Regions from separate parts of the Homo sapiens genome. Here region 1 is linked to region 2. A link is an interaction called in ENCODE POLR2A ChIA-PET data of the cell type or tissue named here. Cell type or tissue: PC-9. All regions are shown on one strand. Links, peaks and the distances in the headings refer to the core of each region. The heading gives the core; the rest is flanking DNA.

The links. Peaks named below come from ENCODE experiments on the same cell type or tissue, not always from the same donor. Only the 100,000 strongest peaks of a DNase experiment are listed, where the experiment ranks them.
Region 1: POLR2A ChIA-PET joins it to region 2 with 13 read pairs; 3 of 35 experiments call an interaction of 5 or more read pairs at or near these places.

Annotation. Positions count from the first base shown.
Region 1 is chr6:27,641,204-27,649,211 of GRCh38, reverse strand. No RefSeq gene overlaps it. Among named protein-coding and RNA genes, the nearest start is that of TRV-AAC3-1, 5.8 kb to the left of the region's middle. RefSeq lists an enhancer at 5,831-6,604. In PC-9, for the core only: no CTCF peak of the experiment used is centred there; no DNase peak of the experiment used is centred there.
Region 2 is chr6:27,719,086-27,725,290 of GRCh38, reverse strand. It overlaps TRL-TAA2-1 (tRNA-Leu (anticodon TAA) 2-1), which reads left to right and starts at 4,090; the gene lies at 4,090-4,172. RefSeq lists enhancers at 3,856-3,925, 5,961-6,040. In PC-9, for the core only: a CTCF peak has its summit at 3,840; DNase peaks (open chromatin) are centred at 4,120 and 4,470; H3K4me3 peaks cover 2,063 bases; H3K27ac peaks cover 1,704 bases.

The sequences.
Region 1 (8,008 bases), core at 1,982-5,981, 76 kb after region 2:
AGAGGAAACAATCAGATATGCATTTGTCTCAGGTGAGCAGAGGGAGGACAGTTTTTTTTTTTTTTTTTTTTTTTTTGAGACAGAGTCTCACTCTGTCACCCAGACTAAAGTGCAGTGGTGCGATCTTGGCTCACTGCAACAACCTCCGCCTCCTGGGTTCAAGCGATTCTCCTGTCTCAGCCTCCTCAGTAGCTAGGATTACAGGCGCATGCCACTACGCCTGGCTAATTTTTGTATTTTTAGCAGAGACAGGGTTTTGCCATGTTGGCCAGGCTGGTCTCGAACTCCTGACCTGAGGTGATCCACCCACCTTGGCTTCCCAAAGTGCTGGGATTATAGGCGTGAACAACCGCACCCGGCCAGAGGGATGACTTTCTGTCCCACACCTGTGAAGGTAAGCTATTAGTTTACATTGCCAGGGTGAAATTCAACAGAATTGTTTTAGGATAAATACCTTAAAGCCCACAAGGAATTTCCTTGTGGGCAAATTGTGAGGGAGGTGTGTGGCTCTTTTATCTTTTTAGCTATCTTGTTTAGGAATAAAATGAGAGGCAGTTTTGCGTGTAGTTCCCAACTTGACTTTTCTGTTGACTTAGTGATTTTAGGGTTCTAAGATTTATTTTCCTTTCACAGCGTGTATAGAAGAAAAAAACAGTTATTATAGGGTTTAGTACTATCAGCAGTCTCAAGCATCCACTAGGGGTCTTGGAATATATCCCCCATGAGTAAAGGGACTATTGTATCTGAAACTGTACCAAACTAAGAAGAAAGGCATAGAGTCTGCACTAATGGAACATCCACAGTTGGGGCCCAGGCTTTTTCTAGGAACAGAATTACTGAGAAATTCACTGATCTTCCTCGCATGCAGAAGAATTTGTTATAAGATTCTATGAAACAGGTTTTCCTGCTTTACTCTGAAATGCTGCATTACTCTGAAATGACCAAATCACAAAATATTGAGATTATTAAAAAAAAATTTTTCAGGTCACTAAATGTAATTGCCCAACGAGTTCACCTTGCCTGCTGCCTAGACAGAGCCAATTTATCAAGACAGGGAAATTGCAATGGAGAAAGTAATTCACTCAGAGCCAGCTGCGTGGGAGAACGGAGTTTTATTATTTCTCAAATCCGTCTCCCTGAGCATTGGAGCACTGGGGGATGGTAATTTTAAAAGATAATTTAGCGTCGAGCGCGGTGGCTCATACCTGTAATCCCAGGACTTTGGGAGGCCAAGGTTTGCAGATTATCTGAGGTCAGGAGTTGGAGACCAGCCTGGCCAACATGGTGAAATCCCATTTCTACTAAAAATACAAACATTAGCTGGGCTTAGTGGCGGGAGGGGAGCCTGTAATCCCAGCTACTCGGGAGGCTGAGGCAGGAGAATCGCTTGAACCCGGGAGGCGGAGGTTTCACTGTGCCGAGATTGTGCCATTGCACTCCAGCCTGGGCAACAAGAGCGACAGTTGGTCTCAAACAAACAAAAATAAATAAATTAATTAAAAAATAATTTAGCGGGTAAGGGGCTTGCTGATTGGTCGGGTTGGAGATGGAATTATAGCAGGGGTCGAAGTGAGGTTTTCTTGCTGTCTTCTGCTCCTGGGTGGGATTGCAGAACTGGGTGGTGGTAGCTGATCCATCAAATGTAGGGTCTGCAAAATATCTCAAGCACCGATATTAGGTTTTACAGTAGTGATGTTATCCCCAGGAGCAATATGGGGAGCTTCAGATTCTTGCAGCCAGAGGATGCATGACGGACCCCTAAACCATAATTTGTAATCTTGTAGCTAATTTGTTAGTCCTACACAGGCGACTGGTCCCCAGGCAAGAAGGGAGTTTCTTTTGGGAAAAAGCCGTTATGGTCTTTGTTCTAAACTATAAACAACTATAAACTATAAACTAAGTTCCTCCCAAAGTTAGTTCAGCCTACATCCAGGAATGAACAAGGACAGCTTGGAGGTTAGAAGAAAGATGGTTAGGTCAGATCTCTTTCACTGTCTCAGTTATAATTTTGCAGTGGTTTCATAAAGGCAAAAAAAAAAGTTTAAAGTTTATTAATAGCAAAGAAGTCAGTCAACTTTAAAAGTTTCCTCTGCTCGGTCCGGCGCGGTGTCTCATGCCTGTAATCCCAGCACTTTGGGAGGCCGAGACAGGTGGATCGCCTGAGGTCAGGAGTTCGAGACCAGCCTGACCAATACAGCGAAAAGCCACCTCTACTAAAAAAACTCCACGAAAATTAGCTGGGCATGGTGGCGTGTGCCTGTAGTCCCAGCTACTCAGGAGGCTGCGACAGGAGAATTGCTTGAATCTGGGAGAATTGCTTGAACTCGGGAGGCGGAGGTTGCAGTGAGCCGAGATCGCACCACTGCACTCCAGCCTAGGCGACAGAGCGAGACTCCGTCTCAAAAAAAAAAAAAAAAAAAAAAAAAAAAATTTCCTCTGTCAAAATACCTTTCCTTCTTCACCTGGCCCAGCATTTGTGAAGTATTTGGGTCACTGGGGAAACCCCTTCCTGGGTCTTGGGTTGTGGAGTTTTGGTATTGCTGGTTTTGATAAATGGAAGATACAAGGAAAGGAAAAACTTGCCTCAAATATGAAAATGCTCTAAAGGAAAAAATACATTTCACAATACTAAATACAGGACATCCAAGAAACCTCCATTTTAATTTTTAGAGGTGACTCTTGGGTGTACGGTAGTTTCCACAGAGTAGTGGTTCTCACGTTTGCCACACACAAGAAAAATCCTCTCCTGAAACTGGGCAGAAATATATCCTGCCAGTATTGTTTTTTTTCTTCTCTCTCCACTTTAGCTTAGTTAATTCTTCTTTCACTAAACTCGACTCCAGTCGTCAACACAAACGTCAACACCAAAGGTGAACACTGAACATTGTTGCAAAACTAGTATCGCTGTGGGGCCCTAACTTTGGTCTCTACAGTTGCGCAGCTTCTGACCTGGGCTGAGGCGCAGGTGGCACAGGTCCCACCTACCTGGTTCGCCACTCTTCACAATTAGGAAAGAGTGAGGCTCTCAAGGTTTATCAAACGGAGCAGAACTCCCTTTGGGGTTTGTTGTTTGTTTGTTTGGGTTTTTTTGTTTGTTTTCTTTTTGTTTTTGAGACAGGGTCTCACTCTGTCGCCCAAGCTGGAGTGTAGTGGCACAATCAGGGCTCACGGCTGCCTGGACTCCCCGGGCTCAAGCAATTCTCCCACCTCAGCCCCCAGAGTAGCTGGGACCACAAGCTCATGCCACCATGCCAGGCTAAAATTTTAATGTTTTGTTGAAGGCGGGGGAAGGAATGTCTCACTATATTGCCCAGGCTGGTCTCGAACTCAAGGGCTCAAGAGATCCTCCCGCCTCAGCCTCTCAGAGTGTTGGGATTACAGGCATGAGCCACCACGCCTGGCAGAGCTTCCCTTTGAATCACATCTGCGCACATTTCATTGTGCTATCTTTTTATCATTGATCCATATATATCACTTAAGAGTTCTTTGCCAGATATTTGTATTGCATATATCTTCTTGTCACTTGAGTCTGGGAAACAGTTTAATGATCTCTTGTGATGAAATTGTTAATTTTGGTGGCACATGTCTATAATCCCAGCTACTTGGGAGGCTGAGGCGGGAGAACTGCTTGAACCTGGGAGGTAGAGGCTACAGTGAGCCGAGATCGCACCACTGTACTGCAGCCTGGGCAACCCAGCAAGACTCCGTCTCAAAAATAATAATTAGAAGAAGAAATTGTTAATTTTTATGAAGTCCAATTTATTTAACTTTGGTTTAGTTATTTTTGTGTCTCCCTAAGAAATTTTTCTTTCCCCAAGCTCACATAAATATTCAATTCTTTTTTATCCCCCTCATAACTTTATTTATCTTTCACTTTTAGAGTTATGAGCAAAAAACCTGAACAGGCACTTCCAAAGCAGAATATGTTAATGGCCAATGAGCACATGAGCATATGTTTTGACAGCAATAAAAAGTTTACTGATTTCTTTATTTTAACCAGTGGTGACCAGACAAAAGACCTCAACGGTCTCTGGTAACATTATTTTCTTGCCGGAAATCTTTTCAAAACTCTTCCGTGAAGGTTGTGTTTTTCTGGGGGAGGGGTGGAAGCATGATTTGAGGTGGGTCGCAGATGGAGATAAGACAAGGTTTCTGCCTTCAGGATTTTCAGGAATATCTGCCCTTCAGAAGCTCTGCTTAATGTGATTCTGCTGATCTCCCTTTCTTTTTCAGTTTGCTCCATTCCTCCAATCCTGAGACTTACTTCATAGCTGCATTTGATCTACATCTCTTCGGCTCCAGATGGTTTTACTAGGGGTCAATGTGGGCTGCATCTCTCTGGGACAAAGGGAGAGTTACTGGAGTCAGATTGGCCTTTCCAGCCAAAACAGCCTACCAGTTAGGTGCTCGAGCCATAAGGTCCTATCAGTTAGGCGCTCAGTCGCTGCTAGGAGCCATCCTACGCTGTCAGAAAGCTCTTCCTTAGTGGGTGGAATGGGAAGTCCCCTGGGACTCGAAATTGAGGTCAATCAGAGGTGGGGGGTCAGAAATTCAAGACAGTCTAGAGCTGGAGGTGGGAGCCCAACCTTTCTGGCAGTTCCAGTGGTGCCTGTACACACTAGATTGGTGGGGCCCTAATTTGTGGGGCTAGTAGCAGAATTTATTGGAATTGAGGAAGAAAAGATTTTAAGTTGTAGTTATTTGATGTAATGTGCAAGTATTATCACATATTTTGCTAGAGAGTAAAGGTAAGTCCATTTTTCTTTTGATTAAAAAAAGTATTGAGGCAAAAAGAGCTTGCCATGAGATTTACTCCCTTGACAAAAAAAAAATTTTTTTTTTTGAGATGGAGTTTTGCTCTTGTTGCCCAGGCTGGAGTGCAATGGCGCAATCTCGGCTCACCACAACCTCCACCTCCCAGGTTCAAGCTATTCTCCTGCTTCAGCCTCTCCAGTAGCTGGGATTACAGGCATGTGCCACCAAGCCAAGGCTAATTTTGTATTTTTAGTAGAGACAGGGGTTTCTCCATGTTTGTCAGGCTGGTCTTGAACTCCTGACCTCAGGTGATCCACCCACCTCAGCCTCCCAAAGTGCTGGGATTACAGGCGTGAGCGACCACGCCCGGCTACAAAAATTTAAGAGTACAATACAGTATTGTTAACTACAGGCACAATGTTGTACAGCAGATCTCTAGAACTTACCTTGCATAAATGAAATTCCCATTTTCCCCTTGCCCCAACCACAGGCAACCACCATTCTGCTTTCTGATTCAACGAGTTTGGTTGTTTCAGACATCTCAAGTGGAATCAAGCAGTATTTGTCCATTTGTGGGAGCTCATTTCACTTACAATAATGTCCTCAAAGTTGATCCATGCTGTTGCATGTTGCAGAATTTCCTTTTTTTTTTTTCTTTTGAGACAGGGTCTTGCTTTGCCTTTCAGGATCGAGTGCAATGGTATGATGTTGGCTCACTACAGCCTCAACCTCCTGGGCTCAAATGATCCTCCCACCTCAATCTCCTGAGTAGCTAGGACTGCACACCACCATGCTTGGCTAATATTTTAATTTTTTGCTCTCACTATATTGCTCAAGCGATCCTCCCACCTCAGCCTCCCAAAGTGCTGGAATTATAGGCGTGAGCCACCATGCCTGGCCAGAATTTCCTTTATTTTAAAGGCTGAATAATATTCCATTGTATGTATATACCATATTTTCTATATTAATCCCTCCACTGATGAACATTTAGGTTGCTTCCTCATCTTTGATATTGTGAATAATGCTGTAAGGAACATAGGTGTGCTAATATGTCCTTGAGATTCTGAATTCAATTTTTTTGGGTATATACCCAGAAGTGGGGTTGCTGAATCATATATGGTAGTTCTATTTTTTTTTTTTTTTTTTTTTTTTTTTTGAGATGCAGTCTTGCTCTGTCACCCAGGCTGGAGGGCAGTGACGCAATCTTGGCTCACTGCAACCTCTGCCTCCTGGCTTCCAGTGATTCTCCTGCCTTAGCTTCGCGAATGACTGGGATTACAGCTGGGCACCACCACAACCAGCTAATTTTGTATTTTTAGTAGAGACGGGGTTTCGCCATGTTGCTCAGGCTGGTGTCGAACTCCTGACCTCAAATGATCCATGCACCTTGGCCTCCCAAAGTGCTGGGATTATAGGGATGAGCCACTGCACCCGGCCTGGTAGTTCTATTTTTAATTTTTTGAAGAAACTTCATGCTGTTTTCCACAGTGGCTGCACCATTTCGCAATCTCATTAACAGGGTAGAAAGTTCCAATTTCTCTACGAACTCACCAACACTTGTCTTTTGTTTTTTTGATAATAGTTATCCTAACAGGTATAAGATGATATCTCACTTTTGGTTTGATTTGCATTCCCTCGATGATTAGTGACATTGAGCGTCTTTTCATATGGTTGTTGGCTATTTGTATATCGTCTTTGGAGAAATGTCTATGCAAGTCCTTAGTACATTTTTATTACTATTATTGTTTTTTGAGACGGAATTTTGCTCTTGTTTCCCAGGCTGGAGTGCAATGGCGCAATCTTGGCTCACTGCAACCTCTGCCTCCGGGGTTGAAGTGATTCTCCTGCCTCAGCCTCCAGAGCAGCTGGGATTACAGGCATGCGCCACCACGCCCAACTAATTTTGTATTTTTAGTAGAGACGGGTTTTCTCCATGTTGGTCAGGCTGGTCTCAAACTCCCGATCTCAGGTGATCTGCCCGCCTCAGCCTCCCAAAGTGCTAGGATTACAGGTGTGAGACACCACACCGGGCCCATTTTTATTTTTAACCAGGTTTTTGTTTTTATTTGTTTTGATTAACTACTGAATTGTAAGAGTTATGTATCTTGGAAATTAACCCCTTATCAGATATATGGTTTGCAAATTTGTTTTCCCATTTAATAGGTTGCTTTTTTTTTTTTTTTTTGCTGTGCAGAAGGCCTATAATACCAGCACTTCGGGAGGCCGAGGTGGGTGGATCATCTGAGGTCGGGAGTTTGAGACCAACCTGACCAACATGGAGAAACTCTGTATCTACTAAAAATACAAAATTAGCTGGGTATGGTGGCACATGTCTGAGGCAGGAGAATCACTTGAACCCGTGAGGTGGAGGTTGCGGTGAGCCAAGATTGCACCATTGCACTTCTGCCAGGGCAACAAGAACGAAACTCCATCTCAAAAAAAAACAAACAAACAAAGAAAAAGAAACTCTTTTGTTTGATGTAATCCCATTTTTCTATTTTTGCTATTTTGGGCTATGATTTTGATGTCATAGTAATTAAATCATTGCCAAGACCAATGTCCTAAAGCTTTCCTCCCAGAGTTTTATATTTGCAGATCTTAGATTTAAGTCATTAATCCATTTTAGTTAATTTTTGTGAATGGTGTAAACAAGGGTCTAATTTCATTCTTTTTCATGTGAATATCTAGTTTTCTCAACATCATTTGTTGAAGAGATCGTTTTTTTCCCATTGTGTGTTCTTGGCAACTTTGTTAAAGATCAGTTGGCCATATATTTATGGATTAATCTCTGGACTCTCTATTCTGTTATTTTGGTTTATATACCTGTCTTTATGCTAGTACCAGACTGTTTTAATAACTGTAGCTCTGTAGTATATGCTGAAATCAGGAAGTGTGATGTCTTCAGCTTTGTTGTTCTTTCTCAAGATTGACTTGGTGACTTTGGGTTCTTTGTAGTTTCATATGAGTTTTATATGAATTTTATGGTCTTTTTTTCTGTTTCATAAAAACTGCCAGATAGATTTGGATACGGATTGCATTAATTGTACATCACTGAAAATTTTAACAAACATTAACAACATTTCACCTTCATGATTAAGTTTAATTCTTTTTTAAGGGGGAGGGGTGCTACTATAAATGGGATTGTCCTTTAATTTTTCTTTTTATGTAGTTTATTGTTTATTATTTCATGTAGTTTATTGTTACTGTATAGTAATGCAAGTGATTTCTGAATGTTGATTTTATATTCTGCAAA
Region 2 (6,205 bases), core at 2,045-6,044:
TATATCTGTTTTTATAAAGCTTTATTGGAACATAACCACGTTCATTCATTTAGCATTATCTGTAGCTGCTTTCCTGCAACAGCTGATTTGTGTAATTGCCACATCAACTGAATGGCCCACAAAGCCTAAAATATTTACTATCTGGGTCTTTAAAGAAAAAGTTTTCCAGGCCAGAAGCAGTGGTTCACCCCCATAATCCCAGCACTTTGGGAGGCCAAGACAGGAGGATCACTTGAGCCCAGGAGTTTGAGACCAGCCTGGCCAACCTGGTGAAAACCCCTCTTTACTAAAAATACAAAAAAAAATTAGCCGGGTATGGTGGTAGTCCCAGCTACTTGGGAGGCTGAGGCAGGAGAATCACTTGAACCTGGCACGTGGAGGGTGCAGTGAGCCAAGATCGAACCACTCACTGCCCTCCAGCCTGGGCAACAGAGCCGGACTCTGCCTCAATAAAAAAAATTTTTTTTAAAGTTCGCCAATCTCTTTTAAAACAAAAGCCACATTCATGAAAATAATGCCTTGTCTCCCTTTGGCTTCCCATAAAACTGCAGTAGGGCCACAGTCTTAAGAGTTGTAGAGTTATTGTTTAAACTATAGGATCCTTAAGGTATGTCCTTAAGAACCTCAGGGGTTTGTTTAGATACCACCTTAAGTCTCTCTGTGGTATTAATAAAGGACTTACAATAACACCCTTGGCTTCATCTTTAGACCACATTTTCTGATCGTACTCTAGACAATAAGCTAAAACATTTGTAAGACTCACCTCATTTATTTCTCTTCTCTCAGGTATCGCAGTCCCAAACTGACAGCAGGCGATGCCTGAAAACAGTTATTTCACATACTTATGTCCAGTATATTTTTCTTGTTGTTTGCAATTTTCCTAACAGTGACTTCTTCACAGGTAGAAGCAGAAACCCATATCTCTTTTATTGGTGTTCTTTTTCAATAGTATTATAATTTCAAGTTCCATCCACATTATTGCATGTATATCTACTCTGTTACTTTTTATATTGCTTAATAGCCTATGGTGTGCATTTATAACAGTTTACCTGTCCACTTTCCAATAATAAATATTAAATTTTCTTTCAATTTCAAAAGACTAAAATAAGGCTGTGATTAACTTTATCACATGTGTACTCTCGGTAGTTGTGTAAGATTTGAGGCAGTGGATAGGGTGGGGGAAGATTTATGCCTAGGAGCAGAGCAGTTACATCATAGAATGTGAATATACTTAATTTGAATAAGAAGTACTCCAGAATGGCTTCATTAATTTAAACTTCGACTGGCAGGACAGGAGGGTTCTTTTATCACTAGTCCTGCAAAAATTGATTTTATTCAGCTTCTAGTTTTGCCAATGTAATGACAGTAAATGCGATATATCTTTTTACTTTTTATTTCTGTGATTACTAAAGGTTTTGTGCAATCTTTGTTAGTCATGACATATTTCTTTCCTTTAATTGCCTGTCCTATCTTTTGTTCATTTCCTTTTGATCTTGCTGTCCTTCTCTTGCAGATTTTCATGGCTTCTTGATATATATTAAGCCCTTGCCATTTTTGGAGACAATTCAAACATATTCTCCCATTAGTGCATCTATCTACATATTTATTTTTCTACTGTATCCTTTACCTTACATATTCTTGATTTTTTAATTTAAGATTTTTTTTAGCCGGGCGCGGTGGCTCACGCCTGTAATTCCAGCACATTGGGAGGCCGAGGCGGGGGGATCACCTGAGGTCAGGAGGTGGAGACCACCCTGACCAACATGGAGAAACCCCTGTCTCTACTAAAAATACAAAATTTGCCAGGCATAGTGGTACATGCCTGTAATCCCAGCTACTCGGGAGGCTGAGGCAGGAGAATCGCTTGAACCTGGGAGGCGGAGGTTGCGGAGGGCTGAGATCGCGCCATTGCACTCCAGCCTGGGCAACAAGAGCGAAACTCCGTCTCAAAAAAAAAAAAAAAAAAAAAGATTTTTTTAAAGGTGGGGGTTTTGCTATGTTGGCCAGACTGGCACTGAACTCCTAGGCTCAAGCAACCCTCCTGCCTCAGTCTCCCCAGTAGCTAGACTACAGTGGCTATATTCTTGATTTTAATGTAAGCAAATATGTCTTCTTTGTTTTTTGCCTTATGGTTTGTGCTTTTGAAGTTTTCAAAAGTTTTCTGTCTCCTGGGTATAAGGATGTTCTCCTTCATATACATTTTTTTTTTTTTTTTTTTTTTGAGACGGAGTCTCGCTCTGTCGCCTAGGCTGGAGTGCAGTGGCACAATCTGGGCTCACAGCAACCTCCACCTCCCCAGCTCAGGCGACTCTCCTGCCTCACCCTTCCGAGTAGCTGGAATTACAGGCATGCGCCACCATGCCCAGCTAATTTTGTATTTTTACTAGAGACGGGGTTTCGCCATGTTGGCCAGGCTAGTCTCCAACTTCCGACCTCAGGTGATCTGCCCGCCTCGGCCTGCCAAAATGCTGGGATTATAGCTGGAGCCACTGAGGCCGACCATCCTTCATATACTTCGAATAGTTTTCTTTTTTACTGTCACATGTAGATATTTAAACCCTCTATATAAGTATACTTTAAAAATCTTCACAGCTGATTGATTCTGCTCTGTAGTTTCAGAGCTAACAGCAATAGAATATTCTGAACATTTTTATGTCTATCTATTTATGATGGTTTCTTTCTCTGATATGCTTTTCATGGAACCTTCCAGTCACCTCCATTCCCATCCTCAAGTCAGTTCTTGCCCCAGCAGCAAGAGACCTGAATTTCCTTCAGTGTTTGGTAGAAGCGGGAATCTCTCAGGCCGTATCTCTTCTTCTAGGAATGGAACCTTGATCTGGCCAGAGACAGAACCCAGAGCCCAACAGCCAAAGGACTTCAGGGGTCCATTCCTTTCCCATGGCTTCATCAGGCAGATAAAGATCCTGATGTGGACCCAAGCAGTCCTGAGCATCACAAATAAGACCTGGACTCCTGTTTCCTCAGCTGATGAGATTCTGAGGAGATGTTCTCTGACTTTCTTTGCTTGTCTGCTGCAGACCACACAACCTTTGCATATTGTGGTGCTTTCCTCTGATTACCTGAAAAACAAAGGGGCACGCCACACACTAGGTGTTCAGTATTGTTACATAAATTAATTATATTCCAACCCTACTTCAGGATTTCATTTCAGCTCTGTGTCCTCCAGACCCTAAACTTCCTTTCTACGAGCTTATTTCATGAGTTTTTAAATTCCCCATGACAGCTTTAGCACCCTTCACTGAGTGCCGTTTAGCAGACTATTGAAGTTAGAATTACTTGAGGGTGCTTGGTAAGATTAAGATTCTTGGGACCCATAGTAAATCGCTTTAGTCAGGATCATTGCACGAGGGGTTCTAGAATCCACATTTGTAATAAGTCCCCCAGGAGATACTTTAGCCACAAGAATTGGATTCTCTGTTGTAACAATTGCGAGCTTTTCCGGGAGCACTTAGAGTTCTGGGGCGGCGTATTTCTGTGCAGCCCACACACAGCTCAATATGGTCCTTTTGTTGATAGGTTGCATTGTCAGTTTAAAGCATTTTGTCACTAAAATCAAAGAATTTGAACTGCCTTTCTGTCCACTAAAGATCTTAAAATTTACCCCAGCATGAACTCGTTTTAATATAATAAAACTTGGGCCCCCAGTCCTGATGCCTCCAATGACATCAGTGTGTCTGGGGTGGAGGTTTGAATTCAGCAGGCAAAACAGTGATCTCTGAAGAAAAAATCGGGACAGTGCCTTTAGTGAAGTAGAAGTAGTAGGTGGTGTTAATGCTGTGGTTTCCACTAGGGCACTCCCTCCCCTCATCTCTCCACCCTTCCCCTCCAACCGCTCCCTTGTTTTTCTTTTCAAATCAGGTACAAACAAAAATTTCTCCGGAAATTTTTGACCAAGTGAGGAGACTCAGGAGAAGTGATTGATGAACACATGCTGTGTTTTCCTATTATATCCTCCTTATATTTTAATACAATTCAGTAAAAACAGGAATAATTCGGTACTTCCTTGACTCTCAGTGCAAATGCCTTTGTTGTTATAAAAAAATGATTGCCTTGAAACTTGCCCCAGTCACCGGGATGGCCGAGTGGTTAAGGCGTTGGACTTAAGATCCAATGGGCTGGTGCCCGCGTGGGTTCGAACCCCACTCTCGGTAGGTTAAGTTTTCGACTCCTTTCAATACCAGCATTTAAAAAGTACGCGAAGGTAACTTAATTGTTTCTCTACCCCTTTGCGTTAACACTGACGTTTTTTTGTCTTCAAATCTAAAGAAATCGCCTCAACAGGCAGTAGTGTGTGAATGATTCTCTACCACAACCTATCAGATTGCCAATAGAAGGAAAAATCCCTCATATCCACCGCTCACATCCATGGCCTACTCCAGGATTTTCAATTCCACCAGGAACTGAACCTCTGAGGCTATTTGACCGGAAGGCCACAGGTAAGAAACTCTAGTTCTAGGTACCTCCCAGGAAATAAGAGCCACTCCCCAGGATTTTCATAGTTTCCAAATGATTGTACAAGAAAAGCCCAACCCTTAGCTAGGGCTGTCTCTCACACACTCTGAAGAGCATGGTTGAGTCCTTCTCAACAGAGTTTATCTTGTTTTTTCCAGTTTGAAATGTGAAAATGATCCCTCAGGGAGTTTTATTTTGCATTTAACTGGTTATATTGTCCTTGAGCACCTTTTTATATGTTTAAAAGCCATTTGTATTTCCTTTTCTGTTACATGCATAGTATTCTGTGCTAATTTTTCTACTTAGTTGTTAGGTCTTTCTCTTATGATTTGTAGGGTCTCTTTAAATATGGCTTGATTAAACTTTGTTTTGACATGAATCACAAGTAGTCTAGTTTGTTGTCTTTGAACTTTGGGGTGGCTTGGGACATGTGAAAATGGGTATCTATGCAACCACCAAAGTTATCAGTCTTTTCTTCAAGTTTTATGTTTAACTTAGATATGCCTTTCCCCATTATGAGGTCATTTCACAAAATAACTTTGTATCTTCTAGAATATTCTTTTTTACATTTAATTATTTGATCTCATTTTTCCTCTGGTGTAATATGTGAGGTAGAGATCCAACTCTGCATTAGTTCCAGCAGACTACCACTAATCCCAACACCATTACTGAATACTCATATTTCCCAGAGTGATTGAAATGACAGCATACTAAATTCTGTTGCCTTTAAAATTCATAGGACCTTGTGTCTCTAGGAGCATTTGAAAGAGTGGACTTTGGAACTCAGCAATCAGATGTCCTAATTCTGGCTTTCCCATTGAATCTCTGAATCTTGATTTCCTCATTTGTTAAATAAAAATAATAATCCCTACTTCATAGAAGGGAGTTGTAAGGATTAAAAGAAATATATATATATATATATATATAGTATCTAAGAAAATGCCTGGCAAATTTTAAAGTGCCCTTTCCCACTATATCGGTTAGTACCCTTTTCTCTTAGAAGAAACTCACACTTTCCTTTAGAGCCATCCTTCAGAGAAACTCAGAAATTAGATATTGTTCTGATAGTTAATTTGTTTCTATGTTGGATGATTATTGTCCTTATAGTTATGTTTCTAGGTTGAGATCAAACACCAAGATTCCACACTTGAAATTTATCTGATCCAGGTGGCAGCACAAATTGGGTCACTTTCATGAGCTGCCTCAGTGCTTTGAGTTTGTTCCTGGCCTTGAGAGGGTTGGGGATGTTGGGGCGCAGGGAAGGAAGCACCTTCTGAGAATGTTTATTTGCAACCTCACAGCCAGAATACTCAGGTTTGAGAAAGACTAAGTTCCCACAGAGGAGAATAATTCATCCCTAGCAAAGGTTGGTTTTCTTACTTTTATTTCTGTCACGTGGATGGGGTAGGAAAAAGAGGATGAGTGGTTTTGTTATGTTTCGAAATGAAACTCCAGATGATATGGTTTGGCTGTGTCCCCACCTAAATCTCATCTTGAATTGTAGCTCCCGTAATTCCCATGTGTTGTGGGAGATAATTGAATCACGGGGGCAGTTTCCCCCGATCTGTTCTTGTGGTAGTGAATAAGTCTCACAGGATCTGATGATTTCATAAGGGGTTTCCCCTTTCACTTGGCTCTCATGCTCTCTTGTCTGCTACCACCTAAGACGTGCCTTTCGCCTTCCACCATGATTGTGAGGCCTCCCCAGTCACGTGGAACTGTGAGTCCATTA